Linked DNA regions of Homo sapiens: all the other regions are linked to region 1. A link is a contact called in ENCODE Hi-C or POLR2A ChIA-PET data. All regions are on one chromosome and are shown on one strand. Each heading gives the region's core, a stretch centred on a gene start or an enhancer-like site at or near the end of the contact. The rest is flanking DNA. Distances are from core to core; before and after follow the strand shown.

Region 1 (2,700 bases), core at 88-2,587:
ACAAGAGGAACAAGAAATTTTGTTTTGCTTTGTAACACCAAAAAATTTAAAAGAGGCTGTTGCAGTGAGGTACAAGTCTGAAGTAGCTCATCTTTTTCGTCAGTGTTAGCCACACTTGCTTTCAACTTCAGTCTTAATTTGTTTCCAGTTCTAAAATGCTTTTTAAAAAAGTCTGAGGTAGCAAAGTAGCTGCTGGTACTTCAGCTTGATTCTGAAGAAATAAATCTTAAAAGCGAATCAAGCCAACTCATGAATTTAAAATGAAGGCAAAGTCCAATTCGCCACTCCCACCCATTTCTCACACCAGCTGTCCACCAATCGTGGCTGCAACATTTCTGACACGACTAAATGGGCTGAATCACTTGAAAAGACTCGGCTTCGCTAGTACTCATGAAGAACCGCACTTTCAGCCGGATGGGGCAGGGCCACGCTCAGAACCACCAGCTAAGACCCAATCCTCTCGCTAGGGAACCGTAACTAGGCAACCAGCACCAGTCAACAGCGCGCGCTCGCTTCAAAACAGCAGGTTGCCGCGGGTACCGAAATTAACTCCAGAGAACCAGGGTCAGCAGCGAGAGGCAGAACAGAGCACTAAAACCTAGTAGCATCACAAAAACGAGGCATTAACTGACGGGTGGTCTGAAGCCGGAGGGCAGTTTTAAAGACCACGCGAAAAGGGGTAGACCTACTCAACGCACTTTGCTGCGGGTCACAGTTATTTTCTCAAAACCCCACAGGCCACGAAGAAAGGTGGCAGTCCCAGCCAATGAGAGGCGGACACAAGTTGCACCTCCAGCGGCCGTCGGCGCCATAGGCGGGGGAGAGAAAAATGAACGAGCGCGCGTGCGCGGAGCGTTCAGTCGGGCGCGCGCAGAGGTACGGGCTGAAGAAATGGGGGAAGGGTGGAAGAGGAAGATATGCGCACGCGCACGGGAGGCCGCGCGGGCTGTGGGTCTCCAGGCAGGTTCGCAAACACGCGCGCGCCCGCCGTTAGCACTGCTCAGCGCCCCCGCCCGGCCTTTTCGGCCCGTAGTGCCTCGAAAACCTGAGAGAAGCTAACGAAAAAACGCATAAATAACGGCGCAACGTCTCCTTGGTTCTCCTTTCGCCGCCAACCCGACACCACCCACAAAAGAGTCAAAAATATGGCCTGTCCTCGGTCTTCACTGCCCCTGGAGTAACTTGAATACATTGCGAGGCCTACCTGACACGCCGAATCGCGGTTCCGGGAATTTATCTCCGTTGCAACCACACAGCGGCCATTTCCCGACTCAAGAACGCGAGGAAAACCATAGAGCTACCTTCGACGCGCTAGCACGTCTCCGTCACTTCCGATCTGGGGCGTGGCCTCGGGTGCCGCTAAATATGCGGGCAAGCCCCGCCCACCCTTCCGCTCCGGTCCGGCTTCCTGGCTGCTATTAAGATGTTGCCTGCGGCCTTCTGGGAAGTCGCGTGGCTGGTCTCGCGGGAAGATGTGACGGCTCCGCCCTCTGGCCCGTAGCGTCAGCCTTGGCCGGAGAGGCGGTAGAGTAGGGTGGGTGTTTTGTCAGGCCTGAGTTAGCTTCGCCATACGGCGCTTTTCGCTGGTGTCTCTGCCTCGTTCTGAGTAGACCCCCTAGACCTCACCGCCGCCCCTGCGTTTTACCTCAGTAAGCTCGTCTGGTCTGTTCTTTCTGTGGGGCCGGCTCAGACCAGGCAAAAAACAAAAAGACAATCCCACACTGAGGAAAAGACCAGGAGGCAAGACGTGGCTGTAATTGCAGACACGCTGCTCCCTCAGCCAGCAAGCGCCACTTTTCCTCTTGGACGCCTAACTGGAGATTAGAAAATGTGGCTTTTGGTTTGCTATTAAATTCGGCAGACGCACTTAGTTGAAAAATGGCCACGATCTAAATCCCTTTCGTGGCGTCTGATCAAATCGGAGCTCAAGCCGCAGCAGCCGGAAACCTCTTAGGCTGCTCGTGCCAAAGAAGGCCGCCCTTCTGGCGGCGTGATGACAGCTTTACCACATCGGCAACGTTGGCATAGGCATGAAAAAATAAAGAGCACGAAGCAGTTGAGCTTTCAGCCTGTGACGATGATTTGTGGCAGCCGAGGAACACAGCCCAACGTAGCTTGGTTGTCCAGAATTATAAGTCAGATTATAAATAGGCAAGCCACATTCGATTTGAATAGAATTTAAATAACAGCCGTAGCACATTTTGCATTAATACTTCTCCGGGCTGCACTTTCTTAGGGCCTAAAACCGCTATTGCTTTGATGTTTAGAGATGTTAACTACCTTGATGGATTTCAGACTTGTAATTAGCAACCAGGGTGTCAGTGAGTGAATCGAAACTAGGATTGGGCCCTGGTTGTGAATTTAACACTGTGCTTAGAGCATTCTTTCTTCACAGTCCAGTTTACCAGCTGAACTAGAAAAACGACAACATTTTCATGGAGTGAATCGTAGGTTTTTTATTGTACAGTCTGTCCCTCACCCCATTACCACCTCAGGATGTGGACACAGAAATCCTTGGCCTTTTTGTTGTGCCCTGATGTCCCAAGCATTCGCAGGTTCTCAGAAATATTTGTTGAGTGAATGAACTATATTTAAAAAAAAAACAACTAAGGGCTCAATACACGTCTGCTATTCTGCATGTATTGGGAGTCGGGGCGCTCCCAATACATGCTGTTATTCATTTATTCAAAATACCCCAAA
Region 2 (2,700 bases), core at 13-2,512, 1.2 Mb before region 1:
GAGTTTGAGACCAGCCTGACCAACATGGAGAAACACCGACTCTACTAAAAATACAAAATTAGCTGGGCGTAGTGGCGCATGCTTGTAATTCCAGCTACTTGGGAGGCTGAGGCAGGAGAATCACTTGAACCCAGGAGGCAGAGGTTGCGGTGAACTGAGATCATGCCTTTGCACACCAGCCCGGGCAACAAGAGCAGAACTCCTTCTCAAATAATAATAATAATAATAATAATAATAATAATAATAATAATGGCATTTGCAGCAACCTGGATGGAGTTGAAGACCATTATTCTAAGTGAAGTAACTCAGAAATGGCAAACCAAACATCATATGTTCTCACTCATATGTGGGAGCTAAGCTATGAGGACTTAAGGCATAAGAATGATAGAATGGATTCTAGGGACTTGGGGGGAAGGATGGGAGAGGGGTAGGGGATAAAAGACTACACATTGGGTACAGTGTCCACTGCTCAGGTGATGGGTGCACCAAAATCTCAGAAATCACCACTAAAGAACTTATCCATGTAACCAAACACCACCTGTCCCCCAAAATTATTGAAATAATAAAAAATTTTTTAAAAATTTAAAAAAGAACTGAGTGCTTAACAGACAGACGATTGTGCTGCATGGAAGCCAAGGAATTCAATCCATTATGAGAGTGTTTATTTCTGGATTTATTAAGTTAAGGTGTCAGTTCTGACCATTATCCTTTATACAGAAGTTGCTTGGAAGTGGATCAAATAAGAAAGCAGAGAAAAAGAAAAAAAAAGTCCTGAAAGAACCCTAAATTAAATTAGAGGGTGATTATAATGGAAATATTAGATCTTTTATTTTATAATCACACATTATCTTTATCACAAAATATGAATTCTCGAGCCTTGTGAGTAACTTAGCATGTGTTGACCAAAGAGGGTTAGAAACCATTCCAGGAACAATTACCTGGAACAAAGAACTGAGCTTGTAGTAGCCCAGGGTGGCAGGGTGGGGGTTACTATACACATGTTCTATGAGGAGGGAGGCATAGAGAGATGAAGTGGAAAGAAATAAAGTAAAAAGCATCTTTTATATTTGTAAGTGGCTGATTTTTCTTTCCAAATTTCACTGCCAGCACTAAATTTACTATAAGCCAAGACTTCAAAGTCAACCTTAATTGTTTTAAAGAGAATGAAAAAGAAACAGGAAGAGAAATGACATCTTTTCACATCCTGAACAAGCCAGTTTTGACATTGATAGGGAAAGGGGGTTGATTCATAATAGGTCAGATGTGATGGGAAGCCAATAGTGAGACATTAGTTCCATTTGTGGTTTGGCTGTGAACTGCCAGGCTGCAGAGTGTGAGAGTGAGCCGCAGGCCCCGATTCTCGCCTTTTCCTCTTGTAATATAAAATGTCCTCATCTGTGGGACAAAAGTAGATGCATTTTAAAAACAGGGTTAAGAGTTTAAGGGAAGAAGGATATACATGCATCTCTTTATGTCTGAGAACAAGGAAAGTTACACCCATCATTGGAAGGCCTTTCTGAGAAGGTGACATTTGAGTTGAGCTCCAAATGACCAAAAAAAAAAAAAAAAAAGATATTTGAAGATCTCAAGGACAGTGTAGGAGACAGAGAGACCAGGCAGAGCCAAAAACAAATATGTCCCTCAAACACATACAAAAAAACTTTGCTGAGGGAGCAGCAACTAGTTTCTAGGTTTGAGAATATCTAGAAGAATCCAGGCTCCAACAATACAGCTCAGATTGTTCCTGTGGCTGTGAAGCCACAGCTGCCGTAGCCGCTGTAGCTAAAGAGGAAGGAGCCACCATGTAGGGCTGTGACTGACAGAGACCACTGGACCTGCACACTGGCTTGACTGGCCTTGTGGAGATTCTGGTTTTCCTAGCAGCTGCCCAGAGGGCCAGCTAATGCAGCTCTTACAGGTGGTGGAGTTCCAACTCCATAGGTCTACTTTGACCTATGAAAGAAAGGAGACAGGAAGGAGCCGACAGATGAATAGCTTGCTCTTCCTCCTTTCTGAGGGCCTGTTTCTAGATGTTTTCATACAGCCTTGGAGCAGTTCTGTGAGACCAAGTGATCAGGAAGACGGGCCAGCAGCGCAATGCACCCTCTGTATTTGCTCTCCCTCCTCTCCTGTCTTACATTCCTTTTCCCCTCTCTTGCCTCCTGGGATTGCACTCCCTAATAAAAAATTAACACAGAAGCTTTTGCCTTAGGCAGTTTTCCAAGGAACCTATTCAAAGACACATGCATTAATTCATTTCATCCTCACAGAAAGCTCATGAGGCAGGTACTCCTTTTTTGTTTTTTTTGTTTTGTTTTTTTTTTTGAGACAGAGTCTCAAGCCCACACGGTCGCCCAGGCTGGAGTGTAATGGCGCAATCTCACCTCACTGCAACCTCCACCTCCAGGTTCACACGATTCTCCTGCCTCAGCCTCTCGAGTAGCTGGGATTACAGGCAAAAACACCACCATACCCAGCTAATTTTTTGTATTTTTATTAGAGACAGGGTTTCACTATGTTGGCCAGATTGGTCTCAAACTCCTGACCTCATGATCCACCCGCCTCAGCCTCCCAAAGTGCTGGGATTACAGGCATGTAATCTGAGACAGGTACTCTTAATATCCCCATGATATAGGGAAAGAAACTTAGCACAACAGTTGTGCAACTTACCCAGAGTCCTGCAAGTGCTAAGTGGGCCAG
Region 3 (2,700 bases), core at 185-2,684, 1.6 Mb after region 1:
CATTTACAATGGATAGCTGACTATCCATTGTTTGAATGTTGATAGCACATTTGTGAACAAGAAGAGAGGACAAATAACAAGAGGTTTGGAACTGGAAGAAATTCCAGCCATCGGTTTTAAAAGACGAGGACCAGTCTTCAGAGAGGCCACTAGTGACACTCTGCTCCAAACTTCTTTTTGCCAAAAAAGTGCCACCCTCCATCCAGCCCCCACCCCCATCTCTGCAAGTCCTTACTGGCGAGAGGAGGATACTTTTCTAATTAAAAACCTGTGATATATGGCCTGACAAGTATTCTTAAATGTAATTAAGGGGACCATAGTACAGAATATTTCCATCCGGTTCTAGTTTAGCCAATCTAGTAAATGATCCAAAGGGTCCCGTGCTTAGAGGGCAGTAAGACAGTAAAAACGCCCTAAGACTCCTCCCTGCACAGCACCTGCACCCCCACTGCCCAGGGGGCTGCATCCATCTCCACATGACTCACCCTCCCTGTGCAACGCATGGGGGTAGGGAGGGAAGCGCCAGTATTATCAGCCATCAGCACCCTGGGGTGAACTGATTATCAGGACAACTAAAAACACACCTAATAAAGCCTTGGAGACACATGGCAAGCACCGTGATGGACTAGAAGCGATTTCTAAGCTGAAATGCTGCTTTGAATGCAATGTCAGCTGGATGCTTGGTGAGCAGAAATAGACAAGGGGAAATGGAGCAAGCGCGGCATAGGGGTGAGTGTTGTTCTGATTCCTAAGTTTACCTAAGACTGGGGCCACGGGGTCGGGTGTCCCCTGGGACCTACGTCTCATGCAGCCTGGGGTCCAGAGCTGGCAGGAACAATGGAGATGGGGACCAAAGGCTGTCACCGCTGCTTTTTCTCGAAATGCCCGCCCGGGTCCTGTCTGGGGCTCCCGCCTACGCGCTCATCACGTGCACAGCCCAAACTTTTCAGAGCCGGCCCGAGGCCTGCGGGCCCGGGCGCCAGGGTGGTTTTTAGGGTTTTCTTTCTTTCTTATTTCCCTTCTTCTTCTCCACAGTTGATGATTTTCTGCAGAAAAACAACTGCGAAAAAGAACCTATTTCATTTCCAGTTCCCATCACCGCGATTTCCACATGGATGTGACGTGACCCCAGCTTCCGAAATGCCCAGGTGACTCACGCGGGGACACCCCGGGGCGGGGCGAGGGAGTTTCTCCGGGCGCCTGCAGGGACCGGGCGGGGCGGGGCAGCGGGGCGGGGCAGGGAAAGGGGGCGGGGCGGGGCCCGCAGGCCCGGTCGGGCGGAGGCCGCGCGCGCCCCTCGCCCCCTGCGCCCTCTGGCGGCCGGCTGGACGCACTTCGCAGCCCGACCCAGAGAGTCACGTGACTTTGGAAAGTCCCGTGGAAATCCCCGGGCCTACAACCCGCATACAACTGAAACGGGGCAAAGCAGACTGCGCAGTCTGCAGTCTTCGTGGCGGGCCAAGCGAGCTTGGAGCCCGCGGGGGCGGAGCGGTGAGAGCGGCCGCCAAGAGAGATCACACCCCCAGCCGACCCTGCCAGCGAGCGAGCCCGACCCCAGGCGTCCATGGAGCGTCGCCTCCGCCCGGTCCCTGCCCCGACCCCCGCCTGCGGCGCGCTCCTGCCTTGACCAGGACTTGGGACTTTGCGAAAGGATCGCGGGGCCCGGAGAGGTAACCGCCGCGCCTCCCGGAGAGGTAACCGCCGCGCCTCCCGGAGAGGTAACCGCCGCGCCTCCCCGTGCCGTCTGCCTCGGGCTCACCGCAGTCAAGGGCTGCGGGTGCATGTTGGGCAGCGACCCCCGGGCTGGCACCGTCTACCTGGCGTTGGTTTTGCAGCGCTCCTGGACTGGGAGTTTGTTGGACGTTTCTGTCTGGGTTTTGAAGTGCTGGGAGTTGAGGTCACTGCTGCAGAGGTTGGAGTGACAGCCCTGGATACCTCCAGCCAGCTGTTCCTTTCAGATAATGCACGGAACTTAAGCTGCAGCTGACTGGTGAAGAGGCGCCCCTCGGGCCCTCCGATCGGGTGGTCGTTGGCGCTTTGCTCCTTTCGTGTCTTTTTTGGAGCCAAGCGTTGCATGCTCATGGCCACGTAGACCTTGCAGAAGCGCTGCGGCTTTTTCCCAAATTGTGCAGGACCAGCCCGACGGGGCGTAGGGTACCGCAGTGGCCGCCAGCCCGGCGGAGGTGGGGGGCTTCAGTCCCAGAGACAGCTTCCCAGACGCTCACGGGTCCTTGCAGGGGGCTGGGGTCCTGGCGCGGGGTTCAGCTTTTCCAGTAGCAGCAGTGTAAGAGAAGTATGCATGTAGACGTGGGTCGCTGGCCCCTGCTCCAGCCCCTACCCCACGGTTAGACTGTCTTTGTCAGCTGGAGTCGTCCCACATCCTGCCACCTGGCCTCTCAGAAAAGCAGTGGCATTAAGTAAGGAAGGAGCTTAACTCTTTTTGAGCCCGCTTTGTTTTCGGTTCTCCTCGCCTCAGATCTTCTTGCCTTGGAAAGCCAGTCTGGTCAAGTGTCTCAGGGTAGCATTTTGGCAGAACCATTGTTAATTAAAGGGACTTCTGGACCGCAACCTTAATGTACCAGATTATTGAGCAGCCAATGAATGCTTCATTCTCATTGTTTAAGGTGCTGCTTTGATTTTTTTTTCAATTCTTTGTACTATTTTTGATTTTTTGGAGAGGCACATCCCCAAATTTGGATG
Region 4 (2,700 bases), core at 38-2,537, 1.4 Mb before region 1:
CGGGGGTGTGGCTCATGCCTGTAATCCTAGCACTTCGGGAGGCTGAGGCAGGTGGATCACTTGAGGTGAGGAGCTCAAGACCAGCCTGGCCAACATGGTGAAACCCCGTGTCTACTAAAAATGCAAAAATTATGGCCGGGCATGGTGGCTCACGCCTGTAGCCCTAGCACTTTGGAATGCCGAGGTGGGCAGACTGCCTGAGCTCAGGAGTTCGAGACTAGCCTGGGCAACATGGTGAAAACCCGTCTCAACTAAAAATACAAAAAATTAGCCGGGCATGGTGGCACACGCCTCTAGTACCAGCTACTCGTGAGGCTGAGGCATGAGAATCGTTTGAGCCCAGGAGGTGGAGGTTGCAGTGAACCATGATCGTGCCACTGCACTCCAGCCTGGGCAATAGAGTGAGATACTGTTTCAAAAAAAAAATTAGTGGGGCGTGGTGGCACAAGCCTGTAATCCCAGGTACTCAGGAGGCTGAGGCAGGAGAATCACTTGAACCTGGGAGGCAGAGGTTGCAGTAAGCCGAGATTGGACCACTGCATTCCAGCCTGAAAGACAGAGCAAGACTGTCTCAAAAACAACATAAAACAAAAAACAAAAAAAAAGAAGAAAAGAAGGAAAACAAGAAACCACGTTAGTTGTTCTGTCATTTTTAGTTAATTTTTTCATTCTCACCTTATGTTGCTAATTCGACATAAAACTAATTTGAGAAAGGATAAAATAAGCTTCAAGCTATAACTGAAGCTTTATTTGCAAATAGTAAGCCAACATATCCAATAGTTCAGACGCTGTGACAATGTATCAGGATTCTAGGATCACCAGGCTGCCTTCACTTTGCATCTGAAACCCGGAGTGAGTGAACAGCAGCAGGGCCCTCCACTGAGAACACAAACACACCTGTGCTTCCTATTTATAGTCACCTGCTGACTAATAATACCCCCACAATGACTTTCCCGTCAAACTTCTTTACTGTAATGTTTTAACCTATGAAATTCCCACTGTAACATAAATGTGTTTATCCCAATCTGTCTGTAACTGGGTGTAAACTGGGAGGTGCTGGAACCAGTTCGCATCAGCTTGCAAGAGCTGGGTAGCATCTCTTCCCAAAGTATGTTCAATGATGTTACACTTTTGGTTTAAAATCAGCATGGTAAAAATATTTACACCACAGAAAATGGCAAACGCTACAAATCAGGGCTTCCTAGACCCCACCTCCACCAGAGCTGAGCTTTAAACATTGACCGGCACAGCACTGGATACATACATCTGTTATTGCTTAACACAAGAAACTTCATCCACACTCCTTCCTGTTCTAGATTGAGTGCACCTGGTGAAAACCACAAGGATGCTTGTCCATGAAGATTTAAAGGTACAGAGTTCACTTAGAGATTAGCAACGGGGACATATTCTATATCCTCACCCCATAAGGTATGCAGGAGGAGAAATTATGCCAAAGTATGCTAGAATCCATGTAACTGCTTTCAGTGTCCAGGATAAGAAATCAAACATCCTCTGAGCTATGACTGTGTCTTAGTCAGTGTCAGGTTCTAACTGAGGTCTGAGGGGAGTCAGTGGGTGAGTGGTGGGTAGCTGGAAAAACACTCGAGGAATCGTAGACAGTTTCGACATGGCTTTACTCTCCCTCTGGGCACGAGTGAGCCCAGGTGCAAGCTGTATGTACAGCATCAGTAGGGTAATTATACCTTGTACAGACAATAGTGGGTCCGAGCCAAGCACAAGCTCATGTGGGTGATCACCTAATGCGCCTCACATGGTGTGATTACATAATGTGTGGAGTTGTGCTCCTGTGCTCCAAACTTGCTCAGTCATGCTGGACTGGATATCTACCTTGGCCTATTCTTTTTTTTTTTTTTTTTTTTTTTTTTGAGACGGAGTCTCGCTCTGTCGCCCAGGCCGGACTGCGGACTGCAGTGGCGCAATCTCGGCTCACTGCAAGCTCCGCTTCCCGGGTTCACGCCATTCTCCTGCCTCAGCCTCCCGAGTAGCTGGGACTACAGGCGCCCGCCACCGCGCCCGGCTAATTTTTTGTATTTTTAGTAGAGACGGGGTTTCACCTTGTTAGCCAGGATGGTCTCGATCTCCTGACCTCATGATCCACCCGCCTCGGCCTCCCAAAGTGCTGGGATTACAGGCGTGAGCCACCGTGCCCGGCCTTTGGCCTATTCTTGACTGCAGCAAATCCATTTTCCTTACACTCCACCCCCTAGGCTGAGCGAGACATAGGCTTTGGACACACAGGTCTGACATATAGGCCTTACATTCCACCCTGTAGGCCAAGGGAGTTCTAGTGGGAGACATGCCTGCAGGGCAGAACCCTGGATCCAGAGGCCACAGCAGTACTACAGGGAGCAACAACTCCAGGTTATGGCGGGCAACCACCCCAAGGTGACGTTACCCCAATGCTGCTTTATACATTAAGCCAGGTTTTTATTTTCCTACCTTTAGGGGCATTGGGGCAGGCAACAACAGGTTACCTTTTGTCCCCACACGTGGTTGGAGAAGGTCATCCTTCCTCCTTCAGGTCTTTCCCTATGGCTTGGCCCCACATGGAATGGTGACTAACTAGCTACTTCTGTAACTTGCAGGTAGTTAACCACAAGGTTAAGCCTCAATAAACTGCCCAGCTATTGGTGCAGATTACCATAGGTGTCACCACCTTGGTCATCACCATTCACACTG
Region 5 (2,700 bases), core at 192-2,691, 1.4 Mb after region 1:
TGGGTGCAGTGGCTCACGCCTGTAATCCCAACACTTTGGGAGGCTGCGGCAGGAGGATCGCTTGAGTCCAGGAGTTCGAGGCCAGCCTGGGCAAAAAAGCGAGACTTTGTTTCTACAAAAAATACAAAAAACTAACCGGGAGTGGAGGCTGAGGCGGGAGGATCACTTGAACCCAGGAAGTCAAGGCTGCAATGAGTCATGATCACCCCGCTGCACTCCAGGCTACTTTATTTTTATTTTTAATGAACAGGGATCTTTTTAAAATGGAAGTGGTTGGTCCTTGATGTCTGGCTTCCCTTGCTAATAAATAAACCCAGAGAACTATTTGCAATGGTGTAGCATTTAGAATCAACAGGCTTCAAAACAGAGAGGGTCTATTCTGTTTTGTTTTGAAGTCACCCTTTGCAAAAAACATATGGTAATCTCGGGCAGCCCATGAAGCAATCGGCAAGATCTGAAGGATGAGAACAGTGTGTTCTTTGAAATCCCTCTGACAAGCAGACAGTCCCTCCTTCCCTCAAACCATCCTCAAAGGGAAGTGTGTCGGCTTGGGCAGTAATGAGACGGTGTGGGAATTCCCCTGTCCCCTTGGTTCACTTTACAGACAAAGTTCATTAGGGTTAAAGATGGGTCATTCCCATCCACAGATTCCTTCACTTGAAATCAAGACTTCTTGGGAAATATAAATTTGGAGAACAGGTAACAGTGAACTATAGTTCCCCCCAAAACAAATTTTTTAAAAATCAGGTGGTATTAAAAATTGCTGTTTCATGACATTACCAATAGATGGCAGCACGGGATTCATCTTCGCCCATAAGCAGCTTCACCCCTGCTTTTCCTGGCGAATGTTCACTGACAACTCGGCCTCAGGACTTTGACGCTCTTGGTGTCATCAGAGAGCAATTTGAGGTGTGCAATAAAATCTTTGGGTTCCCCGCCCCGCCTTCTGTAGGTGACCTCAAACCACAATCACCAATCGACTGCGGTGCTGTGACCTGGAAAAACAGCAAGGAAACTAAAAACAAAACAAAACAAAACAAAACAAAAACCCATCCTGTGAGCTCTGCAAAGGAGAACAAGATCATGGCACACAGGCAATTAGCAAACTAAATTGAAGATGAGTTCTGTTAGAAGAGTCAAAAAACAAAGAGAACAATTTTTGTGAATTGCGTTTTTAAGATCACTGCATCCAAACACTGGAGCTTCAACATAAAGACTCCTGAGCCATGTATTCTGACTTGACCCCTGCAGTTCCTTCCAGTTCCAAAAATCTCTGATCTGTGAATAGAAAAGTTCCAGCAGATACGTTTCTAAGAGCATGAAATTATTTCTAGATACTAGTCTAGTACCTACATGTATTAAAACACAAAAATAAACAAACAAAAAGACCTTCATGCTAATCAAAATATTTTTTAACAGAAAGGAAACCAAAACCTATTGGACCCAGCCCACAAGAACTGTGTTTTTTCCAATGCACATAGCAATAGAGTCATGTTTTGAAAACCAATTATGTAGGCTATAACACCCATTGTAGAAAGAATAGAATAGAATAGAACAGATCAGAATGCATCACAGTCTGCAGGGTTGTAAAGTAAAATTTCTTGCTTTACATCATGGGCCAAAGAAAACTTGCAAAGCTCTATCATGGAGAACAGCATCTGTCTTCAACCTTTGTATCTTCCACAGCCCAACACCAACAAGCTCCTCACCATCAAAACATCTAAATGGGCAAATAGAACTTTTGGTGGGTTTGAGTGGCACCAAGCATCAAGCTACATTAATACTCTTCTCAATCACTGTCATACAAATATGGAGAATTCGGTTATTTATCATCATTTTCTGCATATCCATACTATTCCAAGACAATCCCAATTTCTGGCTTTTTGTTCTACTCTTCCATAAGCATATTCATAGTGATAATGTTGTATGTCCTGAGTTTCAGTTTGGAAAATATAGTCCCTGGTTAAATCAATGGGCATCGGATAAAAACTTTAATGTCTAAAGGGGCTGGGTAGGTAGAATCAATGAGTGAAGCAAGCCAGGAATAACAAAGGATTAAAATGTGGATTTTACAGGAGATGTATACATTTTTTAAAAGTTAATAATAACATTAAAAAAGGAAAGTGACATTGTGCGGGAAGAAGAAATTAGGTCTTCTATGGACTGAATTTTATCCCTTCAAAATTCATATATTGAAGTCCTAGCTCCCAATGTGACTATATTTGGAGACAGGTCTTTAGGAGGTAGTTAAGGTTAAACGAGGGCATAAGGGTGGGGCCCTAATCCTGTATGACTGGTGGCCTTATGACCTTATTATGGAAGGAAGAGGTCTCTCTCTCTCTCCCTCTCTTTCTCTCTCTCTCTGTGTGAACGTGCACCAAAGAAAGGCATGTGACCATGTTGCAAGACGACAAATGTGTGCAAGCCAGAAAGACAGCCTTCACCAGGGAACCGAATTAGCCAGCACCTTGATTTTTGACTTCCCAGCCTCCAGAACTGTGAGAAATAGATTTCTGTTGTTTAAGCCACCCAGGCTACGATCTTTTGTTACAGCAGCCTGAGCAGACTAACGCGAAGGCTTAGGCCTGGATGTGCTCAGGGCCCTCCAGGGGGCAACTTCAGGTTGAATGAAGCCCTGCAGATTGAAGGAAGCACAAACTCATTGGGGTTAATATCTGATGTCATTTAAGTATCAGTCCT
Region 6 (2,700 bases), core at 151-2,650, 1.3 Mb before region 1:
GAAGCCAGGCCTTGCCACTGCATGACCTCAAGTGAATCACTCAACTTTTCTCTATGCCTAGTTTCCTCGTCCATAAAATAATAGTATCTGCCTAACAAAGATGTTAGGAGAACTGAGAATTAAATGAGCCAATACATGTAAAGTACATGTAATGACTGGCACATATGAAAGCACACAGTCCGTGGGTCTCTGCCAGTCACCAAAATGCCAACTTCTTTTTCTCATGTGATACCAGGACATTTACAAACACAAATTACTCTCTACCTATCACATATTCATTCATGAAGGGAAGGCGAGAAATGCCAACTGTGTGACACTGAGCTAGGTACTGAAATAAACAGACCCAAGAATGTGGTGAGACATAAGATTAGAAAAGCAGGTAACTCATTTAGAACCATGTCTAATATTTCACTTGATCTTGAAACATAAGAGCCACTGAAGGAATTTAAGCGTTGGAGAAACATATCATACTTTTAAAACTTACTCTGACCCCAGAATAGAAAATGGATTGTGGAGGCAAGATTGAAAGGAAAGCAGTTAGAAGATTGTTGTACAAATACATGTAAGAAATTCTACAGTGATCTAAGAGCAATGGAGATAGAGAAAGGAATATTTAAGAGACTTTACTTTAAAAGATATTACAGTCAGACCTTCATATCCTTGGGTTCTGCATCCATGGATTAGACCAAACACAAATTGAAAATATTTGAAAAAATTTACAAATAAGTATTTAACTACTATTTACATAGTATTTGGTATCTAGATTACTTATAATCTAGATTCCTTTTCATGTAATGGTAATTTAAAAAAGTAATCTACAGATGATGTAGAAGTATACAGGAAGATATGCATAGGTTATATGCAAATACGATGACATTTTATATCAGGGATTTAAGCATCAGCAGATGCTTGATGGAGGGGGGTACCAGAGCCGAAACCCAAGGAAACAAGGGACAAGTGTACAAGGTAAAATCATGAATCCTTGATATCTGAATGAACAGAGGAGATGAGAGAAAGGACAGTCCTCAGATTTTCTGCCAAGAAAGAAAGGGTAGATGGTGATGCCATGAACAAACAGGAAATACCTTCCAGGAAACTAAGAGAAGTCTGCTGGTCAGAATCTTATTTCTCTTACTCCTTTCATTCAGCACAAAATTACAACAGTCCATAAAGGAACTCTGCTTCCTCCTCCTAAGCAGAAACTGTCACCAAAAATTTTATTTTATGAAAGACTGCCTAGATACGATCTTGGATCTTCAGAGTTTTTCAGGTTAAATTATAGCATGTTCTTGGCACTGAGGACACAAAGGTGAGTGACAGACTGTTTTTAGATAGCTTTCATTCTAACAGATGTGATGAACAGTACGATAAGATGAAACGAAAAAAAGAGACAGAGAAATTAAGATAAGTTTCTAGGAGACCACAACCACTGTGACTGCAGCTGAACAAGTACTATAGTACCGGAAATGAGTAAGAAGGAACAGACATGAGAGTCAATACATTAATAGAACATGGAGATTAATTAAATCTTAGGAAGGCAAAACATAGGAACCTCAATGACTGCTATGACTCTAACCTAGACACTGTTCATGAATATAGACACATTTGGTCAGAGATTCCTTTAAGACATACAGATAGAGGCCGGCTACAGTGGCTCATGCCTGTAATCCCATCACCTTGGGAGACTGAGGTGGGCAGATCACCTGAGCCCAGGAGTTCAAGACCAGCCTGGGCAACACGGAGAAACTGTCTCTACAAAAAAAAAAAAAAAAAAAAAAACCACAAAAAAATTAGCTGGGCATAGTGGTACACGCCTGTAGTCCTAGGTACTCGGGAGGCTGAGGAAGATGGATTGCTTGAGCCCGGGAGGCGGAGGTTGCAGTGAGCCAAGATCATGCCACTGTACTCCACCCTGAGCGGCAGAGCAAGACCCTGTCTCAAAAAATCAAATAAACAAAAAACAACCCAGACATACAGATAGAAATCCATAGAAAACAGTTGGATAATCAGGTTTACAGGAATGTTTACCAACATTAAAACACATGAAGCAATTCAAGACCTAGATTGCTTATCGAAAATGAAGAATGAGAAGGCAGCCAATGAAGGAACTCTTAATACTCAATAGAGAGGGAGGCTGAAAACAAGTATTTACCTTCCTCATAGAATCCTTACATAGAATTGAGATTCACATATCATACAGTTGGAGAGCCATATGTTAGAGGTCATTTGGTCTTGTCCATCATTTTACAGATGAAAATTTAAGTGAGATTCCAAAGTTCACATGGCTGATTAGTGGAGTTCTCGCTCTGGTGTTCTCTAGGTTGCTTCCACGGCACCCTCCCCTTTCCACTCTCTGTCCTCTAAATCTCAGGACCTCATGGAAGTGGTATTCCCAAGGTAACTGAAGCAGGGTGATTTTGAAGTTGAATGTATACAAAAACTGCCAACAAAGTGCCTCTAAATGTAAATATACACACACATACTGATTTATTTATTTTTCTTGGGGGACAGAGTCTCGTTCTGTTGCCCAGGCTGGAGTGCAGTAGCGTGATCTTGGCTCACTGCAACCTCTGCCTCCCGGGTTCAAGCAATTCTCCTGCCTCAGCCTCCCCAGTAGCTGGGACTACAGGCACACGCCATCACGCCCAGCTAATTGTTTTGTATTTTAGTAGACATGGGGTTTCGCTGTGTTGCCCAGGC
Region 7 (2,700 bases), core at 122-2,621, 1.1 Mb before region 1:
TGCTGGGATTACAGGCAGGAGCCACCCTGCCCAGCCTGAAGTATTTTAAAGTAAATTCCAACTAATATAACATTTTATTCTCATGTACTTCCAGATGTGTCTCTAAAAATAGACATTTTTATATATAACCTAATACCATCATTACATATTTAACAATAATTCTTTAATCTTCTCATTCTCAGGTATATTTAAATTTTCCCATTAATCCAAAAAAGAATCAAAATTGAAACAATTTCACACATTGCATTTGGTTAAGCCTCTTAAATCTCTTTTACTCTCTAGTCCAGTGCTGTCTAATAGAACTTCTACAGTGATGTGAAGGAAATATCTAATATGCTGCTATCCACTATGATAGCCAGTGGCTTTTGAGCACTTGAAATATGGCAAGTGCTGCTGAGGAGCAGAATTTTCAATTTGAATTAATTTAAGTTGCTTTAATTTAATAGCCACATTTCCTTACTCTCTTACTGGAATCAGCCATTTCCCCATGGTGCTCTGAATCCTCTTAGTGAGAAATGGTACATAGACACCAAAATCAGGGTGCTAAGTCTGTCCATTGTTATGTGGTTTGTCATTGAGATACAAATAATTTTTTTTGTTTTGTTTTGAGACAGAGTCTCACTCTGTCACCCAGGCTGCAGTGCAGTGGTACAATCTTGGCTTACTGCAACCTCCACCTCCTTGGTCCAAGCTATTCTCCTGCCTCAGTTTCCCAAGTAGTTGGGATTACAGGCACCCACCACCACACTCAGCTAATTTTCGTATTTTTAGTAGAGACATGGTTTCACCATGTTGGCCAGGCCAGGCTCAAACTCCCAACCTCAGGTGATCTGCCTGTCTCAGCCTCCCAAAGTGCTAGGATTACAGGCGTGAGCTGCCACACCTAGCCAAGACTCAGTGAATTTTAATAATCCAGAGCTCTCCATGTATCCCCTAATCTATAATCTACAGTGCTTAAATAGAGGCTTTTATAAGCCATTATGTACACTCATGTTATGTTTGTTTTTTTAATTACTTAGTCTTTTTCCAAAAGGAATTTGCAACAGCTACATAATCTTATAATTGTTATGTTTCTTTTATATTTTCACAGTTGTTTTAATTTTAAATTGTAAAAGCAAACAGGATATTCTTATAATAAAAATGTTCTGAGATGTTTTTCATATTTGTGTCTTTCATGTGGCTCAGAATATATGAGATTTTCATGTCATATCATTGTCAGTATTCAGCCTTTTCTCCACATTGTGTGGGGTAGAGGATAGAGTCTAGAAGCTTATAAAATGGTCACAAATGAGGAAGTAGAGAAAACATTCAGCCTAGAAAGCGTGCATTTGTGGTATGAAAGGCACTGTGGAATGCTGCTGGATTCTGCCCTTCAGTAGTTACCCGAGAGAGACCGAGGCAGACGCATAGCTCCCTCCTCAGCAAGGAGAAAAGAGTTGCCTGCTTTCCTCAGCGTGCTTTCCATTTCCTTTGTTTTGAAAAAAGCACATTATGCTAATCAACTTTCCTTAAGGTAGACATTTTTATTGGTAGATCAAAAACCGTGCTTTAAGTTATAAGCCTTCTGAACTTCTGTATTTTTCTCTTAAATTATAATTTCCTTTTATTCCTATTTAAAACCCAAGTGTAAAAGATGTGTTCATAGGCTTTCTACTCACTCACTTGCCTCTTTTTCGTAACCACAGAATGACAGCCTTAAATTTTAATTTCCTGACTTGGCTTGCCCATGGCCTGACTTTTTTAAAACAAGGAGTTTAAGTTAAAGAAATTTCTCCAGCCATTATTATTTAAACACATTTACACAGTATCAAAGAATTTAAAAATGTTGCTAGCAGTTGATACTCCCCTCAGCTTTCGGTTCAGCGTGTTTTAGATTGCTCCTATTTTGTTATTTGTCTATGAACTTTTATATTTTTCAAAAAAATAAGGCAAGCCCTTTTTGCCTGATAGGCACTGCTGAGCAGTATAATAAACAAGCATGGGGGCAACAGAACCTGGGTTCCAGGCTAGACTCCACTGTTTTCAAACGGCATGACTTTAATTCATCAAGTGAACACAATTAAGCAAAGTATAAGTTTGGGACCATGGAATATCCTTCACTCATCACACAGGTTACTGTGAAGATCAAATGGATATAATATTGCTTTCAAGATGGCGGCACACTTGCCACTATACACAGGTGATATTATTAGGCAGAGTCGCCACATAGTCCCTGTCCTTGAAATGCAGGCAAGGAGCCCTCACCAAAGGCCAGGGTGGTTTTTTGTTTTTCGGGTTTTTGTTTGTTTTTTTCATTGTGGTATATTATTTCCTCTGGCATGCTATTCCCTGTCCCACTCTTACAGAACTGTGTCAGTGGGTCACCAAAAGAGAGAGCTGATTCAACTGATTCCTTGAAATAAAGGTAGTCAGACCTCGCGGTATGATGGAGATGAAGCAACTGATTTACTGGTTTTCTCTATTTTTCTGCTGTTCGTGTTGTCATTTAAACAGACATGGAAACCGTCTGCACACGACAGAGATCTTTCCGAGCCTTTTTCATCTAGTGTGCTGTGCTGACCCGCTCCCCTGGATGCCTGCACACTCATTTGGTTCTCCCTTTTGGTCACTTTTTTCCACTTACCCTGGCAGAAATTCACGTGGCTGTCAGTAGTAATTCAGTGACCTGCTTTCAAAAAATGTTATAAATTAAGCAGCTTT

The links. Hi-C counts contacts between places; a loop is a spot of excess contacts on that map. ChIA-PET counts read pairs that join two places held with the same protein, here RNA polymerase II (POLR2A). Pooled maps may share reads with other maps.
Region 2: a pooled map shows a loop between it and region 1 (4-fold over the local background). The contact joins the enhancer-like site here to the promoter of BCLAF1 in region 1. A Hi-C loop is called at or near these places in 1 of 37 single-sample maps with no recorded cell type and 5 of 50 pooled maps. POLR2A ChIA-PET finds 5 or more read pairs at or near these places in 6 of 52 experiments (CD4-positive, alpha-beta T cell, CD4-positive, alpha-beta memory T cell, CD8-positive, alpha-beta memory T cell and 3 more).
Region 3: a loop to region 1 is called in a map of B cell, with 9 times the contacts of the local background. The contact joins the promoter of TNFAIP3 here to the promoter of BCLAF1 in region 1. A Hi-C loop is called at or near these places in 3 of 168 maps with a recorded cell type or tissue (B cell, ascending aorta and naive thymus-derived CD4-positive, alpha-beta T cell), 2 of 37 single-sample maps with no recorded cell type and 14 of 50 pooled maps. POLR2A ChIA-PET finds 5 or more read pairs at or near these places in 1 of 52 experiments (CD4-positive, alpha-beta T cell).
Region 4: a loop to region 1 is called in a map with no recorded cell type, with 15 times the contacts of the local background. The contact joins the enhancer-like site here to the promoter of BCLAF1 in region 1. A Hi-C loop is called at or near these places in 3 of 37 single-sample maps with no recorded cell type and 3 of 50 pooled maps.
Region 5: a map of natural killer cell shows a loop between it and region 1 (6-fold over the local background). The contact joins the enhancer-like site here to the promoter of BCLAF1 in region 1. A Hi-C loop is called at or near these places in 1 of 168 maps with a recorded cell type or tissue (natural killer cell) and 4 of 50 pooled maps. POLR2A ChIA-PET finds 5 or more read pairs at or near these places in 1 of 52 experiments (CD4-positive, alpha-beta memory T cell).
Region 6: a loop to region 1 is called in a pooled map, with 6 times the contacts of the local background. The contact joins the enhancer-like site here to the promoter of BCLAF1 in region 1. A Hi-C loop is called at or near these places in 1 of 37 single-sample maps with no recorded cell type and 6 of 50 pooled maps. POLR2A ChIA-PET finds 5 or more read pairs at or near these places in 1 of 52 experiments (RWPE1).
Region 7: a pooled map shows a loop between it and region 1 (3-fold over the local background). The contact joins the enhancer-like site here to the promoter of BCLAF1 in region 1. A Hi-C loop is called at or near these places in 4 of 37 single-sample maps with no recorded cell type and 6 of 50 pooled maps. POLR2A ChIA-PET finds 5 or more read pairs at or near these places in 3 of 52 experiments (BJ, activated CD4-positive, alpha-beta memory T cell and activated T-cell).

The regions. Positions count from the first base shown.
Region 1 is chr6:136,288,509-136,291,208 of GRCh38, forward strand. It overlaps BCLAF1 (BCL2 associated transcription factor 1), which reads right to left and starts at 1,338. Exons shown (of 13, transcript NM_014739.3): 1 at 1,205-1,338. It overlaps LOC124901408 (a long non-coding RNA gene), which reads left to right and starts at 1,506. Exons shown (of 4, transcript XR_007059784.1): 1 at 1,506-1,649. RefSeq lists enhancers at 132-728, 254-373, 729-1,325, 744-863, 810-2,009 and 2 more.
Region 2 is chr6:135,127,454-135,130,153 of GRCh38, forward strand. No RefSeq gene overlaps it. Among named protein-coding and RNA genes, the nearest start is that of MYB, 53 kb to the right of the region's middle. Within about 2 kb of position 1,263, at least 3 of the 41 ENCODE cell types and tissues checked have a DNase peak (open chromatin) inside an H3K27ac peak, as active enhancers do; they include CD4-positive, alpha-beta T cell, where a contact is called at or near this core.
Region 3 is chr6:137,865,825-137,868,524 of GRCh38, forward strand. TNFAIP3 (TNF alpha induced protein 3) reads left to right here and starts at 1,435. Exons shown (of 9, transcript NM_001270508.2): 1 at 1,435-1,718. WAKMAR2 (wound and keratinocyte migration associated lncRNA 2) reads right to left here and starts at 2,409. Exons shown (of 4, transcript NR_049793.1): 1 at 1,818-2,409; 2 at 759-1,060. RefSeq lists an enhancer at 972-1,111 and silencers at 1,192-1,331, 1,572-1,741, 1,882-1,981.
Region 4 is chr6:134,869,869-134,872,568 of GRCh38, forward strand. The region is part of intron 2 of LOC101928277 (a long non-coding RNA gene); the gene reads right to left. Among named protein-coding and RNA genes, the nearest start is that of ALDH8A1, 79 kb to the right of the region's middle. Within about 2 kb of position 1,288, at least 3 of the 41 ENCODE cell types and tissues checked have a DNase peak (open chromatin) inside an H3K27ac peak, as active enhancers do.
Region 5 is chr6:137,707,255-137,709,954 of GRCh38, forward strand. No RefSeq gene overlaps it. Among named protein-coding and RNA genes, the nearest start is that of LINC02539, 30 kb to the right of the region's middle. RefSeq lists a silencer at 489-538. Within about 2 kb of position 1,442, at least 15 of the 41 ENCODE cell types and tissues checked have a DNase peak (open chromatin) inside an H3K27ac peak, as active enhancers do; they include natural killer cell, where a contact is called at or near this core.
Region 6 is chr6:135,013,096-135,015,795 of GRCh38, forward strand. All of the region lies in intron 4 of HBS1L (HBS1 like translational GTPase), which reads right to left. Among named protein-coding and RNA genes, the nearest start is that of MIR3662, 35 kb to the left of the region's middle. Within about 2 kb of position 1,401, at least 3 of the 41 ENCODE cell types and tissues checked have a DNase peak (open chromatin) inside an H3K27ac peak, as active enhancers do.
Region 7 is chr6:135,208,645-135,211,344 of GRCh38, forward strand. All of the region lies in intron 15 of MYB (MYB proto-oncogene, transcription factor), which reads left to right. All of the region lies in intron 2 of LOC105378011 (a long non-coding RNA gene), which reads right to left. Among named protein-coding and RNA genes, the nearest start is that of MYB, 29 kb to the left of the region's middle. Within about 2 kb of position 1,372, at least 4 of the 41 ENCODE cell types and tissues checked have a DNase peak (open chromatin) inside an H3K27ac peak, as active enhancers do.